2 separate regions of the Homo sapiens genome follow, and region 1 is linked to region 2. The links are chromatin contacts, found by Hi-C or POLR2A ChIA-PET in ENCODE. All regions are on one chromosome and are shown on one strand. The core of a region is the stretch at or near the end of the contact, and the rest is flanking DNA. Distances in the headings are between cores, read along the strand shown. Region 1 has its middle 8.4 kb from the start of MT1HL1. Region 2 holds the start of ACTN2 (actinin alpha 2).

Evidence for each region. A loop is a pair of places that touch in the nucleus more often than their neighbours do. ChIA-PET counts read pairs that join two places held with the same protein, here RNA polymerase II (POLR2A). Pooled maps may share reads with other maps.
Region 1: a loop to region 2 is called in a map of ascending aorta, with 2.9 times the contacts of the local background. The contact joins the enhancer-like site here to the promoter of ACTN2 in region 2. A Hi-C loop is called at or near these places in 1 of 168 maps with a recorded cell type or tissue (ascending aorta) and 4 of 50 pooled maps. POLR2A ChIA-PET finds 5 or more read pairs at or near these places in 1 of 52 experiments (T-cell).

What each region holds. Positions count from the first base shown.
Region 1 is chr1:237,011,141-237,014,484 of GRCh38, reverse strand. No RefSeq gene overlaps it. Among named protein-coding and RNA genes, the nearest start is that of MT1HL1, 8.4 kb to the right of the region's middle. RefSeq lists an enhancer at 940-3,267. Within about 2 kb of position 1,289, at least 13 of the 41 ENCODE cell types and tissues checked have a DNase peak (open chromatin) inside an H3K27ac peak, as active enhancers do; they include ascending aorta, where a contact is called at or near this core.
Region 2 is chr1:236,685,202-236,688,488 of GRCh38, reverse strand. ACTN2 (actinin alpha 2) reads right to left here and starts at 1,990. Exons shown (of 21, transcript NM_001103.4): 1 at 1,690-1,990. The coding sequence starts at 1,815. RefSeq lists an enhancer at 1-406 and a silencer at 2,045-2,134.

The DNA.
Region 1 (3,344 bases), core at 40-2,539, 330 kb before region 2:
AATAAAACTTCTAGAAGAAAACTTCAGAAGAAATGTTTGTGACCTTGGTTTGTATCTAAGATATCTCAGAGAGGACAAAAAGTACAAACTGTAAAAGAAAAAAAGTTGATAAATTGGACTTGATCGAAATTTAAAACTTTTCTTGTTAAGAAATTAAAAAGGCAAGCCAAAGATTAGGAAAAGATATTTACAACACCCATACCTGATAAAAGATTTGTATTGAGAATATAAGGAATTCTTCTAGGATAATAATAATAAGACAACTTTTTTTTTAAGGCAAAAGATTTGAACAAATAAACTCACTATATTTTAGGAAACTTATTTTTGTTATGGTTGAGACAGGGTCTTACTCTGTCACCCAGGCTGGAGTGCAGTGGTGCAATCATAGCTCACTGCAGCCTTGAACTCCTGAGTTCAAACAATCCTCCTGCCTTAGCCTCCCAAATAGCTGGGATTACAGCTGTGTGCCACCATGTCCTGCTAATTTTTAAAAGTTTTTTGTAGATATGGAGGTGGGGGTGTCCTGGGGGTGTTGCCCAGGATGTTCTTGAACTCATGGCCTCGAGCAATCCTCCCACCTCGGCCTCTCAAAGCGCTGGTACAGCCATAAGCCTCCATGCCTGGCAGTCTCCTCTTCTTATAAGGACATCATTCATTGGATTAGGGCCCATCCGAAGTCCAGAATGATTTCACTGTGAGATCCTTAACTTATTACGTCTGCAAAGACTCTGATATCCAAATAAGGTCACATTCTGAGGTTCTGGAAGAACATGAAATTGGGGGGCACACTATTCAACCTGCTTCACTCACCATCCTAAAGTTTATAATAGCATTTCTATTATAATTTATAATAGGAATTAAGAGTTTTACTTTAAAATTTATATATACCATTTATATATTCCTAAATTTTTCAGCAAAGTTTGTGTCACATTCATTCATTCATTCATTCACCAGACAAACATTTAGGGGACATTTACCATAGGACATAGGAGTTTAGGCTCTTATCCTAAACCTAGGTATCATTCCTACCCCTGAGTTCTTCACAATGATTTTGTACCTCTCCTTCCAAAAGGAATCATCTGGCAGAGAGAGCATTTCTCCCAGGCTGGAGTTATTTTCACACGTTAGTTTTTAAATTAAAACAATAGTAAAGTGCACTGACATTTTGTTCCTACAGCATGTGGAGTAATATTTTTATGGTTACTCTGGCAACCACAAAGGCAAGAGCAGCAGGGGGGAAGGAGCAGAAGGGCTGGCACGGGTCACTGGGAGGTGGAAGGAGCACCTCGCTGCGGTGTGCTGGCTCGGGTCCAAACAGGACGGGGCCGCAAGACCAGCTACTGCACAGAAAACGGCCTGAATCCCCAGCCTGAGTCATCGTCCCATGACTGGAGAACATGGACAGATTATTTTCTCAAGAAACTGGTGATAAACCAAGGGCTGCAGGAATTAAGATCTAGTGCTAAAAAAGAAATGTTTACATAGGGCTAGATATCCCGTCAGCATAGAAAGGGCAGTTGTTGATTGAACTACTATTTGTAGACGACAGGCACATGCGCTGCCAAGTCCATAGCGACTAAAGTGCTGTCAAGGACTTGGTTTTGCCAGTGCACCGGATTCCGGGACAAAGTCTGAGCTAGGTCATATGCTCTCTCCTCTCCCTATGCTTATGAAACATGGTCCTACCCCTAATTAGTCAGTCCCTGTCTATTATGGACCAACTACGTACACAGCACTGATCCAGGGGCTTTGGAAACACTTTTTTAAAAAAGCGTTAAACAGACTTTGCTCCAGCCAATGACATAATGCAAATGAGACAAATAAAATAAAATTGTGCTTATGCAACCTAGGTATTTCACCTTCTGAGTCTTAAAAAAAAAGAGAGAGAGAGAGAGAGAAAAAAGAGGGAGGTAGTTTGGGAAGGGAAAATTATGCAAAATCTTGTTGAAAGTCAACATGTCCTAATATTAGTGAAGAGTATGAGCTTGGCTTCACATGGTCCTGGATCGAACTCTAACTTTCACTCGCCAGCTAAATATCCCTATCCTTGCAGGTTACTTATATTTATTGACCCTTTCATCCCTCTCATTTGTAAAACGGAAAGGGAGATTCCTACCTTGTGGGTTTGCAGTGAGAATTAAATGAGAACATGTGTGATGAGCACTAATGTCATATCCGGCCTCTCACAGAAACTCAGTAAATGGTAAACGTCACTGTTGCTGTCGTTCATGGATTCAGTCTCACCCTGGGCATAGCTTGGGACAGGGACATGAGGCCATAGTGATTGAGAGCACCGAGAGGCTATGGAAGCTCACTTCTGAGGCCCAGTCCCCCCGGCAAAGTGCAGCATCCGAGGGACACCAGAGTCTCCGAACCAGAGGAAGTACAATGGCCATCAAGGACAGGAACTACCTAAACGCTCAGCCATCCTCTGAGACCTATTCGATGAGGTATCTGGCTCAACCACTTAGTTCCTACTACTAAGATTTTCTGATTTGGGGAGAAAAAGTGGTGAGTGGAAACCTGCTGGTTTCCCCCGGGACCTGGGGGTGACTCTGGAGCCCTCCTCTCAGTCTTCGCTCTGAGTCTTCGTAGAGGAGGAACAAGCATTCCTCCTCTACCTCAAGGTGTGGGTTAAGTGGGAAACAGGAGCTCGGTTGGGGCTTCAGGAGAATGATCCAGGGCCTGGTTGTGGGAAGTTGGCCAAAAGAAAAGTAGGGTGACCCACAACAATGTGGGAAGGAAGAGTTCGTCCTTTTCTCCTTGGCCATCGTCTCTATAACTTAGCAAAATCAACTTGGCTGAATGAGAAGTTGTCTCACCCCTCTGTTAGGTTAGTCACTCAATAACAATTATTTTTAAGATCATATTCTATTTATATGCCAAAGAGCTAAATATAGAACTGTGTGACTCTACCAGCATTCAGAAATATTCCAGATACACTAAAATGAAAACCTGACTATAAAATAAATCCACCCCAGATTACCTCAACTTTCAGAAGATCATATCTAGAAAGCAGACAATACTAACATTTAAATGGTTTTAATCATAGTCAGAACCAGAGAAAAACGTTTCTGTTTGTCAATCTTTTAAAGGCAAACAAACCTAAATCTTCACCAATATGCGATTTTTTAATACAATCATTTTTCACAAATGTGGTCAAATTGGTTACAAGAACAACTAATCCCACACTAGTTTTATTTAGTTCCCAGTGAGAAGGTGTAATTCTGACTTGCCTTGACTAATAGAACTGTCGTGTTGTCTGGCTAAACATAGAAGCTATTAGAGAATTAGGACATAAGTATTCTAACTTCTAGAATGATGGAGAATGAGAATTGGAGACT
Region 2 (3,287 bases), core at 741-3,240:
AAATACTGCAAATAAGTTAAAAGATTAAATATGGCAGAAGGGATGTCAATGTGGCCTCTGGAAACTGTCATTACCTCTATCCTGCTACTGTACTGTACTTAAAAAAAAAAAAGGCAACAGAAAGCACTGTGATTAGACCATCACTTTCAAAAATGATGGGCAGACTACCTGTCCAATTCCTTAGCTATTTTACAATTCCTCATAAGAAAGCAATTTTTAAAACAAAGACCCGGGAGTTATCTTTTTTTTTAATCCATGAAAAGTGCAGTAATCAAAATTTGGGGAAATTCTTTTAAAAAAAAACACTCACTGCTAAAAATTAAAGTCACTTTTTAACTTCGTGCTGATGGATGATGCATCAGCTGGTCCAGATGACACATTAGTAATCCTCATGCCTCGTACTTCCTTCACAATCAGTCCTTTAAACAATAGTAGACGGCTTGAAGTTTTGTTTTTTTCTATTTATTACTCCCATTTTCTAAGAAAGGTAGGGATGGTAAAAGCCTTAAGAAACTCGGGGAGAGACTGAAATGTAGCTAAATTAGAGCTTTAAAATAATAATAGTAAATGGTATTTTAGGAGAGAGGGTAGACAAGAGACATCCTGATATAAAAATAGTGCTTGGTTATTTGATAATCATCTCTCCTTCCAGCTAACGCTGTTTGCTGCGAGAGGAGTTTGGGATGTGTGTTCTCCACCATCATACCCCTATTCACCAAATACTATCGCACAATCAGCTACAGTACCCATTATACAGAGATTCCCATACACACTATGGTCACCACAGGCTATCCACCTAAAGCAGGTCCTTAGAAGGGAAATCTATCTTGCCCCACGCCCAGAAAAATAGGCGGAAAAAAGTTCAGAGCGTTTGGCTTTTGCCATAACCCCGTTATCTTAAGGTTGGGTTGGCAGGTCTCTGTTGTCATGTCTGACCCAACCAGGCTCCCTGCCTAGTCAAGTAAGAGGCGGGATTAAGCCTCCTGGTGAGCATTCCCTATTTATTCCAGCCAAGAGGATCAAGAGGAAACCTTGAAAAAGTGGAATGTTCCACTGGGCCCCCAGAGAACGCCAATCAAAATGGGGAGGGAGCTTTTAGAAGCTGGCTGACTCCTTCGTCCCTGTGTGCTTACCTCAATGAATTATAAATAGAGTGTGAAATAATTGTCACTATCGGTAAATGTCTAGTGTTCATACAACATCCCTCTCCAAGGAACCCAAAAGATTGAATAAATGACTTTCCATGACTCTAGGGGCAGCCCGGTGGAAATTGCAATGAAGCTGATGTTCTTTTGCTTCTTTCAATGGGGAAGAGAGAGGCTGGGGTAAATGGACACAAGCGGGCCAGGAGAGTATAACTCGGGGGCCAAGGTCACAGACTCAAGGGGTCAGGAGCAGACCAGAGACCCCTTCAGATCTGGTCTAACGCGGGTTGGTGTGAGGAACAGAACCACATCTGTACCTCCGATGCTGCTAGCGCGCGCGCACACACACGACGCCCAGTGTCCTGCCTGTCCCCGGACGTGTCCTCTTTCCTAAGGGGCCCCCGGGGCTGCGAGGGCACAGGACAGCACAGCACCTCCACAAAGCGCCCTCTCGCCAGTCGCCAGGCCACGCGGCCACGCGCACGGGAGCCCCGCGGGGGACCCGGCCCCACCACGCGCGGGCGGCCCGCGGGCCCCTGCTGACCTTCCTCTGCTGCTTCTCCCAGGCTGGGTCCAGGAGCAGGTCGCGGTCCCACTCCTCCTCCTGGATCATGTACTCATCCTCGTCGTACACGTAGTTGTACTGCACGCCGGGCTCTATCTGGTTCATGGCGCTCGGTTGGCCGGGGCTGCGGCGGGGCGCGAGGGGCTCGGACGCACGGGCTGACTGGCAAACGGACCCACGGAGGCGGCGGGCGGCGGGCGGCGGGCGCGGGGTGACCTTCGCGCGGCTCCTCTCGGGGCGACACGCCTGGGCGCTGGGTCTCGGGCGAAGCACCAGCTCCGGCTGCGAGCAGCTGCCGCGCGGCTTAATAGCCGCGCCGCCCGTCACGTGGCCGCCCGGCCACGCCCCCGCCGCCACCGCCCCCGGCCCCGCCCGTCGGGCCCCAGCCGCCCCGCCCCGAGCACGTGCGGGCGGACAAGGGCGCCGGGCCCCTCCACTGTCTCCCCTGCAGCCGCCGCCCAGAGGCCGCCTGCACGCCTTCCGCCGAGGCCTCCGGGAACGTGAGGGGAGCGGCCGGCCCCGAGCAGAGCCACGCCTGCCACCCACGCTCTGAGAGCGGCTGGTTAGCGGCGCGGGGTCCGTCGGTGTCCCGGGTGGGTGATCGCGAGCCAGGGGAGGGACACCTAAGAGGCTGGGTCCCTGACCACCCCAACACAGCCAAGTTTTCCAAATATCATTTGGATATTCGCGTTTTCCATATATTCCCACATATTCATTGGAGACCCCTCTTCTCTCTCTCTCATCTCTCTCTCGTGCCTCTCTTTCCGCTCATCGGTCCCTCTCTCTTGTGTCTGTCTCTCGTCTGTCTCTCTCTCATCTCTGTCCCTCTTTCTCCAGTGTCTCTCTCTCATAGATCTCTCTCATATCTCTCTCTCATCTCTGTCTCTCCTGTGTCTCTCTCACATGTCTCTCTCTCCTCTCATCTCTCTCTCTCTCTCGTGTCTCACTGTCTCTCATCTGTCTCTCGTGTCTCTCTCCTCTCCTCTTCTCTCCTCTGTCTCTCTCTCCCGTGTCTCTCTCTCTCTCGTCTCTCTCTCTCTGTCGTGTCTCTCTTTCTCTCTCTCATCTGTCTCTCTCTCCTGTGTCTCTCATACCTCTCTCATCTCTGTCTCTCTCTTCTCTCTCTCTGTTTCTCTTCCTCCCTCTCACACACACACACACATACATACATACAGGCCCCTAAGGAGTAAAGTTTAAAAGCTACAGAACCCCCCTCTTCTTTCTCTCCTCCTCACCCTCACCTGGGGAAATCAAGGCACAGGATTTGGATCCATCCTATTAAAATGTTAGGAACCAAACCAAAGGCAGGAAGTGTCAGCTCTCACCTACCGGGCATAAATTTAAGAGAGCTGACAATGAAGGGCAAGCGGCCAGCTTCGTGTTATATTTCCATGTCGCCCTGTGGGTTGCACTTAACGCCTTTTCATCCCCCTAGTGCTGGCTAGCTGTTCCCTATCAGTTATGCTGCCGCAGGAAGCAAAATGAGGACCCTTGGGACAAGTAGGCTGAAATTTTTAAATCAAATATGTATTAAGCAACTACTGTAAACCAGAGGTTGCCTTAGGCACCAGACGAGC